Regions from separate parts of the Homo sapiens genome. Here region 1 is linked to region 2. A link is an interaction called in ENCODE POLR2A ChIA-PET data of the cell type or tissue named here. Cell type or tissue: MCF 10A. All regions are shown on one strand. Links, peaks and the distances in the headings refer to the core of each region. The heading gives the core; the rest is flanking DNA.

Region 1 (8,339 bases), core at 122-8,121, 100 kb before region 2:
TCAATTTATTAAACGCTTTTTCATGCTGGGTATTTTACACATTGCATTTCTAAACCTAACAGCAACACAGCCAGTTTGTGTTATTGCCAGTTATAGAGATGAGGAACTATGACAACTAATAAAAATGTTCAAGTCATGCAACTAACCAGTAGTGTGGCTAGGCTGGGGCTCACACCCCCATATGGTGCTCTTCCATTTATTTCTTGGAAAAGTTGCCAAACGGTAAGACTTGTGTAGCATCAAGTCCAAATTCAAACCTTTAGTCGTAATGAGAGAAAAGCAAGTTTTCTAGATGACTTCAAAACAACTACAGCTTTCCATATTTAAAAAGTGCCTTAAAGATGGGTCTCACTGGCCCAGTGATAGTTGGGAAGTCTGTGTGCCACTGGGGGAGCTTCTTCAATGAAGAGCTCATGTGATTTCCCTAAGTGCTGGGCATATTCCTCTCTTTCAGAGTGGACATAAAAGCTCCTTGACGAATTATTAATTTCAATCTTGATTATTTATTGAGTGCTTAAAATATGCCAGGTGCTTTACATATATGACCTCACTTAATCCTCACAACAACCTTGCTAAATAAGAATTATCAACTCCATTTTCGCATGACAGAACTGAGGCCCAGAGAGATTCACTGGCCCATCCAAGGTCATAGAGTCAGAAATCACCTGAGCTGAATTTGAACACATTTCAGTTTCATTCCAAATCTCTCCTCTTAACCTCTGGACTATACTTCCAAACCTTAGAACAAAGAGGAGATTTAAGAGATAAAATTTTTTAAGAAGTAAAAAAGAGAGAGAGAGATGACAGCAATGAGTTTAACAAACCATGTCAGGATGTCAACAGATCCAGTATTAACAAAGTCAATGAAGGCTGTCATATTGAAAATTACATTTGCAGAGATCACAGCTTTGGGGATGCAAAAATAAAAGCCAAGTGAAATTCAACTCAGGAGTAAGAAAGGTGTAAAATGTAAGACCAAGAGGATAAAATCTACTGAAAACATTTTCAAGCTGCTTCTTCAGGGAAAAGACGATTAGAGAAGAACATAAATGACACCCTGGTGTGATATTATGTGTTTCAGAGGGAGACGTGCTCACAATTCTCTTTGCTTGTCTGTCATCCTATGTGGTTCAGTTATCAAAGGAGACAGGCTCTCTTCCATCACAGCCTTGGTAGCTGTACTAATTTTGTTTTGTGGGCCAGGCACAGTGGCTCACGCCTGTAATCCCAGTACTTTGGGAGGCCAAGGCGGGTGGATCACTGGAGGTCAGGAGTTCGAGACCAGCCTGGCCAACATGGTGAAACCCCATCTCTACTAAAAATACAAAAAACATTAGTTGGGCCTGGTGACACACGCCTGTAGTCCCAGCTACTCGGGAGGCTGAGGCAGGAGAATCGCTTGAACCCAGGAGACGGAGGCTGCAGTGAGCCAAGATCGTGCCACTGCACTGCAGCCTGGTCAACAGAGTGAGACTCTGTCTCAAAAACAAACAAACAAAAAAACCTGTTTCATGTATTTCCCTGAAAAAAAAAAACACCCTTCCCCCACATGGAGACAAAGGGGTTGGGGTGGAACAGACCCCAGTCGTGGGGTCCAGGAACAGCCTGAACAAAGTCTCAGGGACTGGTTAAGAATGAACATGTGACCAATGAGGTCAGTCCTGGGACATCTGGTGAAACTACTGGGAATGAGCCTACTCTTTTCATTAGAGTTGCTAAGGGGAAGATGTAAACTTGTAGCTTGTTTACATTTTTGCCGTCATTTGGAGAAAGCCTGCCTCCTGCTCACTGACGTCTACGTAGAAGAAGCAGACCTCAGTGACTGACAGAAATAAATGATTCTGAGAGCTGTGTATGGTGGCACGCACCTGTAATCCAAGCTACTTGGGAGGCTGAGGCAGGAGGATCACTTGAGCCCAGGAGTTTGAGACCAGCCTAGGCAACATAGTGAAATCCCATCTCAATTAAAAATAAATAAATAAAAATAAGAATTTAAAGAAAAAGAAATATGCTTCTGAAATAACAAGTTCTTACCCTGGATATTTCAACTGAAAAAACTATATCAATACAACTGGGAAGGAGACAGAGAACAGGTTTTGTAATCAGACAAAACTATGTCTAAAGTCTAGCTCCACTATTTACAAATGATGTGACACATGGCCTTGGACAGGTTACTTAAGCTCTCTGAGGCTTAGTTTACTACTTTTAATTATCCAAAAAGCATATGACAATACCTTTCTAGCGGAGATATTATGAAGATTAAATGAGATAAAGTTTTTTAGGGCATTCAGCACAGTTATTGGCACATAACATAATGAGTACTTGATAAAGGGCAGCTACTATAATGACATCAAGTACATTGCCCGGTGTCCGAGAATCATGTCCGCTGTCATTAGGCTTAAATCTCAGTAATCTGGGGGAGCTGGTTTGCGAAAAATACACCAAAGCCCAGTCTATACGGTTGAGAGCAAGAGATTATACCTCTGTTACGAAATTGCTATTTTGCTAAAATGTGTGAATAGAATTTGAGTTTTGAATTTTTATGAGCTTATTCAGAGGGACTATGTCATCAAATAAGAAAAAAATTGTTCCCACACCAATAATTTCAAAATGATTTCATGTCTAATGTTATCCAAATATTTTTGTCTTGGTAGTAGAAAGCAGTAGGCAGACGCTGGCAGGACTTTCAAGAGGAGGAATGAAACTGATGAAGAGTCTCCAGACTGAAGAATGCTGGTAGGCTTATTTTAGTAACTAGGTGAAGACCTGGTAACTACCCCCAAGTATTTGGAGAATAAGGGATAACTGCAGTTATTCATGCCTCTGTTACCCACAGGCAAAATTACTATAATAAACATATACACTGTCTACTGCCCACCAGACAGCTCTCATCTTAGTCTGAAAAGCAGCAAACCAGCCACACGGCACCTTCCTCACGGATCCCTGGAAAGTGGGAAATTCGCACTCAGCGATGCGAATGCAGGTGTCTCCGTCAACATGGCATCTGTCAGTGGACAGACGAATTCCCAAACCCCACTTCCTCCTTGAAGGAGGTAAGCTCTAGGGGATAGATAAGTTCCAGAGTAGATTCAGGATCCCAAAAACCCTTTGGGTTCAGTCTGAGTGTCTGATTCGTCCCAAGAACTGAGGAAAGTCTCTGAGCTTGCTGTGGAGACAGTAGGGGCTAGGTCGGTTCTGGACTCAGTATCAATGTGTAGGGGAAACAGCCAGCCTGGCTAGCGGTCTGTGTGCTTACTCGGAGGATTCCATTCTCTAGAATATTTTTCTTCGTGGGTGTTTATTGTTTGTTTTTAAACACATTGTAATGCAACAGTATTGGGGAATATAAATATGCTTGACTAGGTATAGGCTCACACAGAAATATACTGTTTGGACTTCTCAAGTTTAGTTACACACCTTAAAATGCATAGGCACAATACACTCAAATATTATGACTTTGTATAAATACTGCCAAATAGTCAAGTAAAAATAGGAAACACGTATCCTATACCTTTGTGGTTCTGGATTTCCTAGATGATTTATATCATAAAGACAAATACATGCATAGGTTGGGCACAGCGGCTCACACCTGTAATCACAGCACATTAGGAGGCTGAGGCAGGAGGATCACTTGAGGCCAGGAGTTCAAGACCAGCGTGGGCAATATAGTGAGATCCCATCTCTACAAAACAAGTTTTTTTGTTTTGTTTTGTTTTTTAATTAGCCAGTCACGGTGGCACATACCACCTGTAGGCCTAGCTACTCAGAAGGCTGGGGTGGAAGGATCACTTGAGCCCAGGAGTTCAAGGCTGCAGTGAGCTATGACTGCACCACTGCACTCCAGCCTGGGTGACAGAGTGAGACCCTGTCTCATAAAAAAAAAAACCAAATATGTGCATAATCTATAATTTTAAAAAGTTTTCATGGGTCAGGTAGACAACGCCCAACCCAGGCATCGGGTCATCTGCTGAGGGGGTTGGGGGGCTCAATCCAGCCTGTGCTTTGCGGTTGCCCAGTTCAGCACCCCTAGGAGGGGGCTGTGTCTGCTCAAAGGAGGCACCTCCCAATAATGGACACAAAGGCTCTTGAGTAAGTGGCCCAATTAAATTTGTTTCAATGCTGTTACTAGTGGTAGTTATAAACCACGGCAGAGGATTAAAATGGACCTAGTCAGTAGATAAAAATGTTGCGTTCTCAGATGTCTGCTAAAGTAGGATTCTTCCAAAGCTCTTCCTGACCACAAAAGGGGAGTGCAGGCAAGAATGTTCCAGCAGGCACAGAGAGCAAGGCAGTTTCCTTGGTTTCCCATTGACTGCCTGCCAAGTGGAGAAGCTGGACTTTTGCCACTGTATTTCATACCTTGGTGATGTATTCTAGACAACTGTTAAAAACCACACTTTCAAGGTAAGCTAGTAAATTGTGGCTATTCAATAAATATTAAACCACAACAACAATTTGGAGTAAGTCAATTTGGTCTACGTTTCCTCAAAGGGAGGCATTGCTAAAATGCAGTCGTCACTGTTGAGAAAATATGATCTAATTTTGCCCACCACGGCTCTGCTTTAAAGTAATTCAATTTGCTGTTCAGCTCATTACAAAATAGTTATGATATCAATTAATAGTTACAGCTATAATCCCTATGTCAGGAGGATTTTAAATTTAATTTGGATGGAGCATTAAGGAAAGGACTCTAAATTCATGAAAATACCTTCCTCAGGTGAGTGCTACTCTACATTTCCATCTCTTTCCCAACTGGGTGTTGGCATTTTGTCCTAGTCCAGAGGCAACCCTTCTGCAACCAGGAGGTGTAGAAGGGTTCTTTGTGCTCATATAATTTTTGGTCTCTCTACTTTCTAACTACCAGTAGGGGGCCAATTAGCACAGATTACGATGATTATTTTGCACAATGGACACCTGTCACCCATGAACCGGACTGAGACCACAAAACCAATTTCCTGTGGGTCACCAAGTAGTAATGATTGCTAGTTTTCATCAGTCCAGGCTGCATTCCTCTTCATCTGCCCCACTTTCCTCCCCCTTCACAATTACCATTATCCTGTATGTACAAGTGTGTAATGGTGATACCACTTTGGAAAGAAGAAATTGTGAATACGTATCATATCAAGATTTCCATATTATTTTTGGAAAATAGCCACATTTCATTGGATTATTTCTACAGTATGTGGTAGTAAACGTGTAATGTGGAATATATTTTAATTGCTGTGATGTAAATGAGACTTTGGGGTCATGTTACAGAGTGTTAACTGAAAGATCCAGCTATGACTTTAGCATGCCTGCAGGCCTTTTAAATTGTTATGGGAAATTGCAGCATTCAATTGAGTAGTTTCAACACTGAGCTCCCCTAAGGCTTATTACAGTTTGGCAACATGATGCCAATTTCAACTAATGTACATAATGCCTTTCTCCTCTCATACTTTATCTACAGAACCTTTCTAGTATGTACAACTTGAAAATCATGAAACCCTAGGCAGATGAAGAGCATATTCTTGACACAATCTACCATTATGTTATTGGCAAGAGTCCTCAGATACTACAGGTTTCTGCTCAGATGGGGTTCAGAGCACCAGGAGTATCACAATATTTATCCAGTAATAATAAAAAGCAATAAATGGGAAAAGTTCAAATTATTATAATGAAATTTCCTATTAAAACATTTTGTTATAAACTCTCCTTAAGAAATGCATCCAGGTAACTCAAAGATTCAAGTAGGAAACACCTATCTACTTATGATAATAACATACATATAAAATGTATTATAACTTATAAACATTTTCACGTATGCTTTCAAAGTAACTTGGCTGTACAAACCTGATTCAGAAAACATCTTTCAGGCTGGACATGGTGGCTCAGGCCTGTAATCCTAGCACTTTGGGAGGCTGAGGCAGGAGGGTCACCTGAGCCTAGGAGGTCAAGGTTGCAGGCTATGAGGGTGCCACTGTACTCCAGCCTGGGTGACAGAGGAAGACTGTCTCAAAAAAAAAGAAAAAAAAAGAAAGAAAGAAACTATCTTTCAAATGTAAGTATGGTTCACTATCATATCACGGGACAGAGGAGGGGGCCCTCTTTCTTCTCCTTGGGTGCATGAAGTACAGGTTTGTGTAACTTCCTGGTGCTGAAGGGGAAAAGATCAGCCAGACCCACCACCTGACCAGACAGGGCCAGGCACCTCCAGCTCCTCCCATATGGACGGTGCTTCTGCCTTGCACACTTCCCAGATGGCTAGGGTCACCCTCCCTTTGGCCAGATCTGCAGGATTCAGGGTGTTAATAACAATGGTGTACGAAATTCTTTCCCTTCCACCATTACTAAAGAACGTAAGAACATCCAGGATAGCAACGACTTCCTCCCAAGCCCTACATGAAATGGGCTTCTGTGAAGTAAGCACCACGCATCAAACTGGCATTGGGTATTGCTGCAAAGTCACATACACAGGACACAGTCTGATCATTGAATACTCTGCAGGGGGTTACCCTTCCATCCAAGGCCAAGGCAGGAAGGCCGCAAAGAGCCGCTGTGCAGAAGTAGAGGCGTGTAACCGGGAAAGAGAACTGGGACACACATCGGAAGGACCTAGTTTAAGAACTGTAGTGAAAGAGGATAAATTATGGCTAAAATATCAGTAAAGTGAATACCATCAAAATGCAGATTCTGAATAATAACTCTCTTCCATGATCTGGGGATGGATCACCACAATAACATTTTTAGTCTGACTACACCTAGTTTTCTTGTTCAACAAATCCTCCAGCACAGTATTCACGGCCTACTTCGAAATAAACATTTTGGTGGCATGTTGGAAGGAATAAAAGACTCAAAACAACATTGAAAAGCCACATCCAATTATAATGCAATTAGTTTTACAGTAAATCAGCACCTTACAGTATTGATAAAGAAACAAAAGCTGTCTTACTTGCTGGCCTTCAGAACTTGTTATTTGTTAACAATCTGTTCCTTTTGTTTTTGTGGTTTTTTTTTTAGATCTGTTTACTGCCTTGACCATGTCCTCTTCTATACTTCCAGAGCAAAAACCTCACAGATTTCAGTAAATATGTCAGAATTGCTGTAGTGGACCTGAGTCTAACCCTCAGTGGTAGCCAAAGATACCACGTTCACAAGCAGCAAAGCTCAGCTTTCTGGAAATTAGACCTTACCATCCACCTGTGTCTCCTGCTACAGGAATAAAAAGAGAGAAGAAAAGAGGAGAGGGGAGGACAGAGGAGGAGAAGAAGAAAAAGAAAAAAGAGAAAGAAAGAAAAACCCCTCGACAGACTGAATCACTGTCGTAGCACCTGTCATTCACGTGCAGCACATCAGTAAGCCGAAGTACGGTGGCTGCAAACCACTGGAGGACAATAAGGGATCTACACAACCCCACAAATCCCCTATCCATGCCAAACAGTTTTAAGCTGTGTCATTCCCGTTTCAGATTCAACTCTCTATTGGACACGACAGGTGAGAAGCAGGAGTGCTGATTGTAACTGAACTTTTATTGTGCCATCATTTTCCACCCCCTCCTCTGCTTCAAAATTCACAGTCATCCCAACAGAAAAACCTACTCCAGTGTTGCCTGCCTTTGTGTCTTGTACACAGCAGGTCTTCAATCATCAATAGTATTTCCTGATTGATGTGAACTTTGATGAGACAATACAGCCAATTTTAATTAAAAAAAATTATCTTGGCCGGGCACAGTGGCTCATGCCTGTAATCCCATTACTTAGGGAGGCCGAGGCGGGTGGATCATGAGGTCAGGAGATCGAGACCATCCCGGCTAACACGGTGAAACCCCATCTCTACTAAAAATACAAAAAATTAGCTGGGCATAGTGGCGCACACCTGTAATCTCAGCTACTTGAGAGGCTGAGGGAGGAGAATCGCTTGAACCCGGGAGGCAGAGGTTGCAGTAAGCCAAGATCGTACCACTGCACTCCAGCCTGGGCAACAGAGCAAGACTGCGTCTCAAAAAAAAAAATTTCTTGAAAGAGAAAAGATAATATAATATTGTCTTCAGGGCATCTCCTACTTGCTACTACTAGATTTAGCTCATTTTCTTTGACTTCTTTTTTTTTTTACTTGCCAATCCCCTATAGTCTTCATAGTCTATTTTAAATTTTCCTCTCGAATACTGGAAATGTGATGATCTAGCAAAAATGCTATTCTAACAAAATCAGGCTATCACATTTATATGTCTCCATGACTTTTATTATGGTAAAATTTCTATCTTGAAAAAATAATCGTTGAGCAGGATATTCTAATTATAATCTCGCAATATAAAAACAAAAGAGGAAAGCTTCGAATTAAAAATTAAACCATTAAAATGAACA
Region 2 (8,339 bases), core at 115-8,114:
CAGACTATAGCCTATGTTTTAGACACATTTCTGTACATAATTAAGCAATTTTCAAATAGAAAAGCGAGCCACCGCATAAATAGAAGACATACTATAGTGGTTAATATTGAATTATGGCATAATTAATCATAGAAACTCATCTGAATCTAATTTATTAGTGTTCCCCAAAAAACACCATCTTTGATTTCTACTAGAAAAAGAAAAGACAAAAGTATAAAAAACAATGCGTGTAATGCATTTATCCTTCTCGTGAACAAGAAAGAGCCACGTCTCTCGTGGGTTGAATGAGCTTTATGAATACTACCTTTACTCTTAAAAACAATCCTGGTTCTTTCCTCTTTCCAGGGAGAGAAGCTAACCTTAAGGGGAGTAATGCTGCTGTGCCTTGTCCCCCGTTTTGGTGACATCTCCTCTGGGGACGGGCTTAAAATTCAGGAGAGATGATGAGGGACAGCGACAAGGGTAGGGCCCCTGTTGGCCTCGGTTTGTCCAGTCCACACATCACTCCCTTAGGAGGGAAGACCACCTATAGGAAGGGGCTGGAAGGACACACAGCAGGTGATGGTGCTCCTATGGTCATGCAGAGCTAAACAAGTGACCTTCCTTGTAGGGTCATCTTCTGTGATACACACCGGTCTACGGAGAGAGGGTACCTAGACTGAGAGAAGAGCCTGGGGCTTAGGTGCGGAGTTGGGAGCAGGAAGAGTGGGGAAGACCTGCTTGGCAAAATAGAGTGCAGTTTGGAGATCAGCAGAAAAGAAGTGATTTAGGCCCTACTGCCAGTCAGGGCATCGGAAGCCTCAGTAGGTGCTGCAGCTTGATGAACATGGAGTTTTGAGAAGATTAATATGACAATGATACAAAAAAAAAAAAAAAAACTAGAGAGGGGGAAAATGGAGGCAGCGAGACAGTTCTAAAAAATCAGGCCCAAATTCCTGACGTCTTAGAAATCAGATGAACCCCAAGAGACATGATTATAATAATACAAAATATAATAAATACAAAATAATAAAAATAATTTGATTAAAATAATCAAACAAAATATTTGAAGGACTGAGATACTGGACAGAAAGTGAGAGAAGCATAATAAGTAAAGGCTTCCAGGCTTTGAGAGGAGAGAGTAACAGGAAGGCCACTGAGTAAAATGGGTTGGGGGGAAAAGAAGCCTATTTTGAACAAACTTTGGTTTTCAATGTTGAGGTGCTGAATTCAAGGAAAATGCTTGCAATCCAAGTGAAGTGAAATCTGTAGCATGTGAGACCAGTGTAAAGGAGACCTCTCTGAAGGGGAGAGGTCAGAGCTGATGGTGTCGGTGTGACCGTCCATCCGCCCGAGGGTGTGAGAGCAGGGGATCTAGAGAGAAAAGCAGGGTGTGGCATGTAGTGTTGCCAGCACTCATCATTTGGCAGGAGGGAGAGGGAAAGAGAAACCTAGATGAAACAGGATTCATGGCGGAGGATGCGGCACAGGGAGGCTGGGGAGGGCTGGAGGTTGTGGATGCTGTGGGGACCACAGCTGCGGAGACACCTCACACTCTATGACACAGCCTGGGTGTAGAGGAGTGGACTGAGACATGAATGAGTTAATTCTACCCCACCTCCCCCTGCAGATGACTTCACTCACCTAGGTCTCATCAACTGAGAGAGAGAGCCAGTCTTGGATCTCATTCTCTTGAGAATTGAATACCCATCAGTACCCCCACGGGCTGCTATGTTCGTGCACCTTCAGATTCCATCTACCTCTCAAAGCCCCAGACTCCTACCCCAGGCAAGGTCCTATTCAGCTACTGTACTCCCAAGCCCAGTTAATACCCCCATCAAATGGTAACAGACGCATTTACACAATTACTAACTGTGCCTGAAGAATTCTCCCAGGCCACCAGGTAATGTTTCTTCAAGAACTTTACTCGGCTATACCTTAAGACCTTAAGATATATCGGCAAAGAGGAGCTATTCTGGTGCGAAGGGGGCTCCTAGCAGTGTCAAAGGACAAGCAGAGGTTTAGGACAGCAAAGACTGGGTCTGCCAGCAGGAGTCTTGGCAGCCTTTGAGTGTAGCTTTGATCTAGTGGTGGGGACGGGAGCTCTACTGCATGAGCATGCACAGTGGGGCCACACGCACACAAGGTGCCTGGGAAGCACCTGCCTTGAGTGTGGGGGATGGGATGGGAGGTAGAGCATGGCAGTGTCAAAACAACGATTTTTTTTTTTTTTTTAAAGAGGGACAGCTGGGCTGGATGCGGTGGCTCACGCCTGTAATCCCAGCACTTTGGGAGGCCAAGGAGGGTAGATCACTTGAGGTCAGGAGTTCGAGACCAGCCTGACCAACGTGGTGAAACCCCGTTGCTACTAAAAATACAAAAATTGGCCGGGCATGGTGCCGCGCACCTGTAATCCCAGCTACCTGGGAGGCTGAGGCAGGAGAATGGCTTGAACGCAGAGGCGGAGGTTGCAGTGAGCTGAGACTGTGCCACCGCACTCCAGCCTGGGCGACAAGGGCGAAACTCCATCTCAAAAAAAAAAAAACAAAAAAAAAGAGGGACAGCTGAGCCCATGTGAATGTGAAGGCTGAATTGAAGGACGTCATGGAAAGTGACAGCTGGATTTCCAAAAGATAGGAAATATACTTTGACCACTAAACCAACGTTGCAACAGAGGCAAGCACAGGTTTGATCAGATGAGCCTGAGAACCTCTGGTGGAGTCTGGGCTCTGCAGGTCTAAGAGGCCACCGCAGTGACATGAAATCAGCTGCTCCCAAGAACACACTTTGAGCAAAGCCCCCTTCTAGGACATACTATGGTCCTGTGGGCCAAATCCAGCCTGCTGCCTACTTTTATATGGCCCTTGAGCTCAGAATGGTTTTTGATAAGAAATGCTACCTTTGAACTCTAATTAGGCAAAATGTCAACTCTCCCCCACAACAATCCATTCTTCTCATTAGTAGACCTGTATTACATTTAAAAAGTATACCCTTTCATTACTACTATATTAAAATTTTGTCAGTAAAATGTGTGGAAATGTGTGGAATACTTTCACACTATTCTTAATTTGTACTCCTGGCCTGCAAAGCCTAAAATACTATCTGTCCCTTTACGGAAATTGTTTGCTGACTCCTGCCCTAGAGTCTTCATGAGAAGTAATTGTTGCTCTTGAGATGAGAGAAACACAGGCAGATTCCCAGAAAGTGAATCATGAGCATATTCATAGAAACTGACGTGTTAAGGTACATTCAGATCTGGCATCTGACTTCTTAATGGGGTGATTACCCAGTGCTTTTTATTATTTTGAAAAGTCAAGTTCTTTTACTTCTCACAAATACTTAACATCATAAAGCATTTATAAAGTACAAAGTCTCCTGCTAGAAAAAGGCATGTTGGACATTAACTCTGTGCTTAAGCAGCTTGCATTATTAAAAAATATCTACAACAGAAAGGGAAAGGCCAACTCTCTTTTGCAACACTTACATTTTTAAGGCTTATGAAACTGACAAAACTTCTGAGGAAACACACGACTTCAAGGACATTCTCTTGTAAATTACAGCAACAGCAGCAGCAGCATTTTTAACCAGATGACCATTTGAGATAACTTAAACTGCTGGAAAGGTATTTTAAGCACAGCTGTGATGCCAAAAGAAGGTACCAAAGGCAGAGCTTTGGTAGAACACAATACATTACAAAAGATGAAAGTCTAAAGTGATGACAATAATAAATTCCTGTTTTCCAGAAAATCGGCATTTTTAGGAGTTCTAAAGTTAATGCACTTAAAATACTTTTGATCATATTTTTCCCAAGCTTTTACATATTAAGAAATTTTCAGACACCCAAAATTTGCTTTATAAGTAGTTCTTAGAAAGACTAAAGGAGCTGTATAGTTATTTTAAAATCCACCCTAAGTGATGTGTAAGTTACTTAGCTGGCAGCTTCAATTTGTAATATGCACTCCCCAAAAAAGCAGGGGGAGCATCAGCTATAATTTTAATAACAGCTCTGCCCCGCCACATATCTTTTTGCATGGGCTGGGAAGCATGCTCACCCTGTGCTAAGAGCTTAAGCTTTGGAGTCCTGTTTAGATAAAGCACTTACATTTAAAAATGAAGTAAATAACTTAATGTGTAAGTAGAAAAAGCTCCCAGCTTAGTTATAAAATATGACATACCAAGTGAACCTAGAGCTGCCTAAATAAGTGTTTTACATTTTCCAGCAGGCTGAACTATGAAAAGCAACTAGAGGACATTCTCCCCCTTGAAGATAATCACTTTTATTGTTGCCGGGTCAAAGATTCAGATTCCACGCAGCAACCTCTGACTAAAGAACAGCAAGTCCTTTCAGGTCAGAAAGTCCAATATGCAGCCCCCTCAGAAGCATAGCATAATAGTCCTAAAATAACAAGCATACATGTAGCTTTCTTAATTTGCCCTGCTGGGTTCCTGTAATAAGTACTTAACAACTGTAGGCTCTGAGCAGCTCAGCAGACATCAACAAGACCATTTGCCAGATGATTTAGCAAACAAATTTCCGAGCATCTCATGCTTATGTTGAGTGCGTGACATTAGCAAACATGCAGGGACTTAGAGATAATAATAGTAGATAGGAATTTTACAAATTAAAAAGAGAGAGAAAGAAAGAACGGGAATTTTGAAGTCTAGAGAATTTAGGCTGATATGCCAAATTCTCTGGCTAGAATGAAGTCCCCCAGATGAATACTCAGTAACTTCTGCTAATTTTTTACTCCTTGAGCAAATAATCTGAAATTGAGTTATTGGGAAGGGACAAAAACTCTGGAATGACTTCCAGGGGAGGAAGAAAAGAATAGAAACCACCTTATTTTTTAGCACAAGTAACTGACATGAAGCAAGCACAAAACACGAAAGGTTCTCAGTAAATATTTATTGAATGAATGACTCCATGTCTATGACACGCATGAGGAATTGACATCTCCATAAAGAAAGCTAGCAGATTCTCAACAAATCATAGGGGTTAGGTAAGCGGGTAGGGCGAAGGCATTCATCAAGGAATCCCTCTCCAGTGTCAGGAATCCAAGGCTCAGAGAGGGAGACATTCTCGTGAATCCATCAGCAGCCCCCTGGCCCATAACAGACTCCTTGAGATGCTTCTAAGTGAGAGGGAATCCAGGTGGCAATGGCACTTACCATTTTAAGAGCTGGAGCAATCCTGAGGCTCTGTGGGGAAAGCAATCATCCCCAAAACAGGAAAACAAATCTGACAATAGAGCAGGGCTGGTCCTCAATAGCCTGGGCATGAGGAGCCAGGAAACCTGCTCTGAGGAGGGAGGTAATTATCCCATCACTTCAGGTCACAGGGAAATTCTATTCTGTTTTCCGAGGCAACATTTTTAACACTTACACAGACATTTTAAATGTGAACAACTCAAGCAATCATCCTATTATATCTGTTAGTTTAGCTGATTTCTTTCTTTTTTTTTTTTAATTTTACAGATTTCTTCTTTCGGTGGATCGTGTAAATTAGTGAGTTGCTTTCACGTCTTTTGGCCAGCTTCAGAGAAGAATGAAGTACCCAATGCTTGGTGAGAGGCAGTCCATGTTCCGGATGTAAAGCACTTCTCACTATATTAATTGTCCGCTGGCTTAATTTTTTCATATTCTGTCGAATGCACTTTGCCTGCGTGTACGAAGGCAGCTTCCTCATCAGATGTGAGTTGGGAGCATCCACATGTACTCCACTGATGCTCCCCAAACTTCCAAGATAAAAATTTCCACAAGGGGAAGATAGCAGTCAAATGTGAGAAGAATAATTTGCAAATAGATAAATACGCAAATAAATAAAACTGTTCATGGAGTTGTCTACTGGAAAACGATGTGCCAAGGGCACAATGAGCGAAAGTGAAGCTTGACAATGAGTTAGGTCGCCAGATGTGGCGCGGTGATTTGGGGGGGCCCAGGGGAGCACCCATGAGGAGAAAGGCTGGGTGTAAATCAGTCATAGCAACGCTCCACTGCACCTGGGGGGCCCTGAGGAAATACGTTAGTGGTGAATCAAGAGCCAGGCTCCAAGGCCCTGAGGCCAGTGTGCTGGGAGAGGGGCGTGTCAGAGGCACATGGGAGAGGTGGGCCTGAAGACAGAGAGAAGCTCTAAGTCAAGCAAAGACCCAGGTTTCTAGAAGTGGTCATGCAAATAGCTGAGGTTCGCAGATTCTATTATTTAATAATTAAATGTAAAGAAGCATTTAGCTTACGTCAACTATTTTAGTTAGGAGAGCAATAGTCACAAAGCAGCAGTTGTGAAATTTATATGGATTGGAAAAGGGTGTGATAGACACGGGGTGGAAGAGTTTCCATTTGTTTTGTTTTAAGCCACGGTCAATGTGGGCTTTCAAAGTCAGATGCCGAAGGAGGAATTAAATTATCCAGTGAGTATTAGAGAGTTATTCTCAAACCGTATTTTACTGTAAGATGGGGTTATTTTAAATTCAGAAAAGCTAATGAGCATAAAGAAGACTGCAAATCTTCTGGGACCATGTGTCAGCTGATCCACAGCTGCTGCAACCGAAAAGTCACAAAGCTTGCTGGGAAATGGAGAACAATGCAGACTCAGTTGTCATGAATATCTTATGTGAAGTTACTTTTTAGAGAAATCTCCAAATGCAATCTCTATAGGCAAACATATACATTTGTATATAGAAAGAGTAAAGCTGTAATCTTCATTGAACACAGAGATTTGTTTCTTTTGGGTTTTTTTAAATTTGCATTTCATTGTTTTTCATGAAAATGAATTTAATGCTTGAATTCTGTACAAGCATCACAGGAAAAGGCTATCAGGAATCTGCAAGAGCCATACAAGGTGTCCCTTAGATAAATAATGGTCAGGAAAGGAAATGTGTGAATGAAAAGACCACGATGTGCTGACTACGTTGAGGCACTGAGCAGAACAGACAGTGGGAGGCAACGACTGAGACAACCTGAGTTGAAAAATAGTGTCTGGAAGACGCAGGGGTGTATACAGTGTCTAATAAAATTCTGCAAAGAAGCTCAAAAGTGATCACGTATTTATTGCAAGGGTATTTTCAAAATAAACTCATTTTGAATTATTCACTCTTCCCCTCTCCCCACCAAAAAAACAACCTATTATGAATTAGTTTGGAGTAAACGTTTTCACAGGTTTTCAACTGGTTGTACCACACACTCTTAAAATAAAGGTATTACACATTCCAAAAACATTTCAACTCTTACATGAGCCTAAAGATAACACCGCTTCAGTCAGCATTATAAGCAACACCACCATTTGAAATCTGTATCAGAGCCCATTATCACCACACACTACATCCAGCAAAATCTGGATTCCTTACATTTCGTAATCATAATGAGCCTCAAAACCTCATCAGAATCTCTGACTCTTTTCTTTCTTTTGTCCCCCGCAGCCAACTCATTACTGAGCCCTGTTGATTTCCCCCTTCATTATCCAGCCCTCTATCCATTACTGTCGGCGCTCTGATGCTTCATTAGTGTCTACCCTTGATGGTGACAGCTTCTGAAACACCTCCCTTCTCGAATCCATGTTATATCTTGGATGAAATTAACTTCCTTGAAACATTTCTCCTTCTTTCTGTCATTCCCCTGCTCTAAAAGTTTTAATGATTCCACGAGGTCTTGTATGCTTCCACCATGTTTAGGAGGGAGGCCTGAGGCCATATGCCCAGGCAATGGTGATATTCAGCAGCAGATGTCCTTCCAGAAGGGTTGTGAGGCTGTGCCCACGATGAGGGGCCACCTGCCAAAGACACTCCAATGGAGCAAGAACTGTAGCAAATCCCTCCAGTGCAGCCACCAAAACTCTCCCTACTCTCCCTCTCAGGTTAGCGGGAGAGGCGTTGGGAAAGAGGGAGGATACAGGCCCAGCAAAGCGGGGGAAAGGGAGTTAGGAAGAGCAACCGCTGCTCCAACTCAAGTCTGTTGGCTTAAACTCTTGGCCCCAGAAACAGGAACTCAAGTCTCCCAACTGCCTTTGTCATTTATTGAAGACCTTAAGACAGCTCTCAGCGCTCCAAAAATCATGAGGCATTCTTTGCCCTCTGTTCTTTGAGAAATCAACTTCTACCACTTTGGGGACTGGGAACTGGCCAGGGGATGGTGAAGGAAGCTAACACTTAATCTTTCTCTCCAATGCCCTAAACTTTTACCACGCTACCTACCTGTGGCCCTGAAGTTGGGGGTGTGAGTTTATTTTATGTGATAGCTGGGTGGAGGAGAAGGAACCAAAAGATTCTATTTGAGCCCATTTTCTTTTCTTTTTCTTTTTTTTTTTTGAGATGGAGTTTCACCCTTGTTGCCCAGGCTGGAGTGCAATGGCACGATCTCGGCTCACT

Evidence for each region. ChIA-PET counts read pairs that join two places held together with the same protein. Peaks named below come from ENCODE experiments on the same cell type or tissue, not always from the same donor. Only the 100,000 strongest peaks of a DNase experiment are listed, where the experiment ranks them.
Region 1: POLR2A ChIA-PET joins it to region 2 with 10 read pairs; 2 of 35 experiments call an interaction of 5 or more read pairs at or near these places.

What each region holds. Positions count from the first base shown.
Region 1 is chr4:182,303,868-182,312,206 of GRCh38, reverse strand. The region is part of intron 1 of TENM3 (teneurin transmembrane protein 3); the gene reads right to left. Among named protein-coding and RNA genes, the nearest start is that of TENM3, 65 kb to the right of the region's middle. In MCF 10A, for the core only: no CTCF peak of the experiment used is centred there; DNase peaks (open chromatin) are centred at 4,266 and 5,296.
Region 2 is chr4:182,203,158-182,211,496 of GRCh38, reverse strand. LOC105377572 (a long non-coding RNA gene) reads left to right here. Exons shown (of 3, transcript XR_007058400.1): 3 at 1-7,011. It also overlaps a transcript of TENM3 not described here. Among named protein-coding and RNA genes, the nearest start is that of TENM3, 36 kb to the left of the region's middle. RefSeq lists an enhancer at 2,280-2,781 and a silencer at 3,856-4,055. In MCF 10A, for the core only: no CTCF peak of the experiment used is centred there; DNase peaks (open chromatin) are centred at 3,176 and 3,486.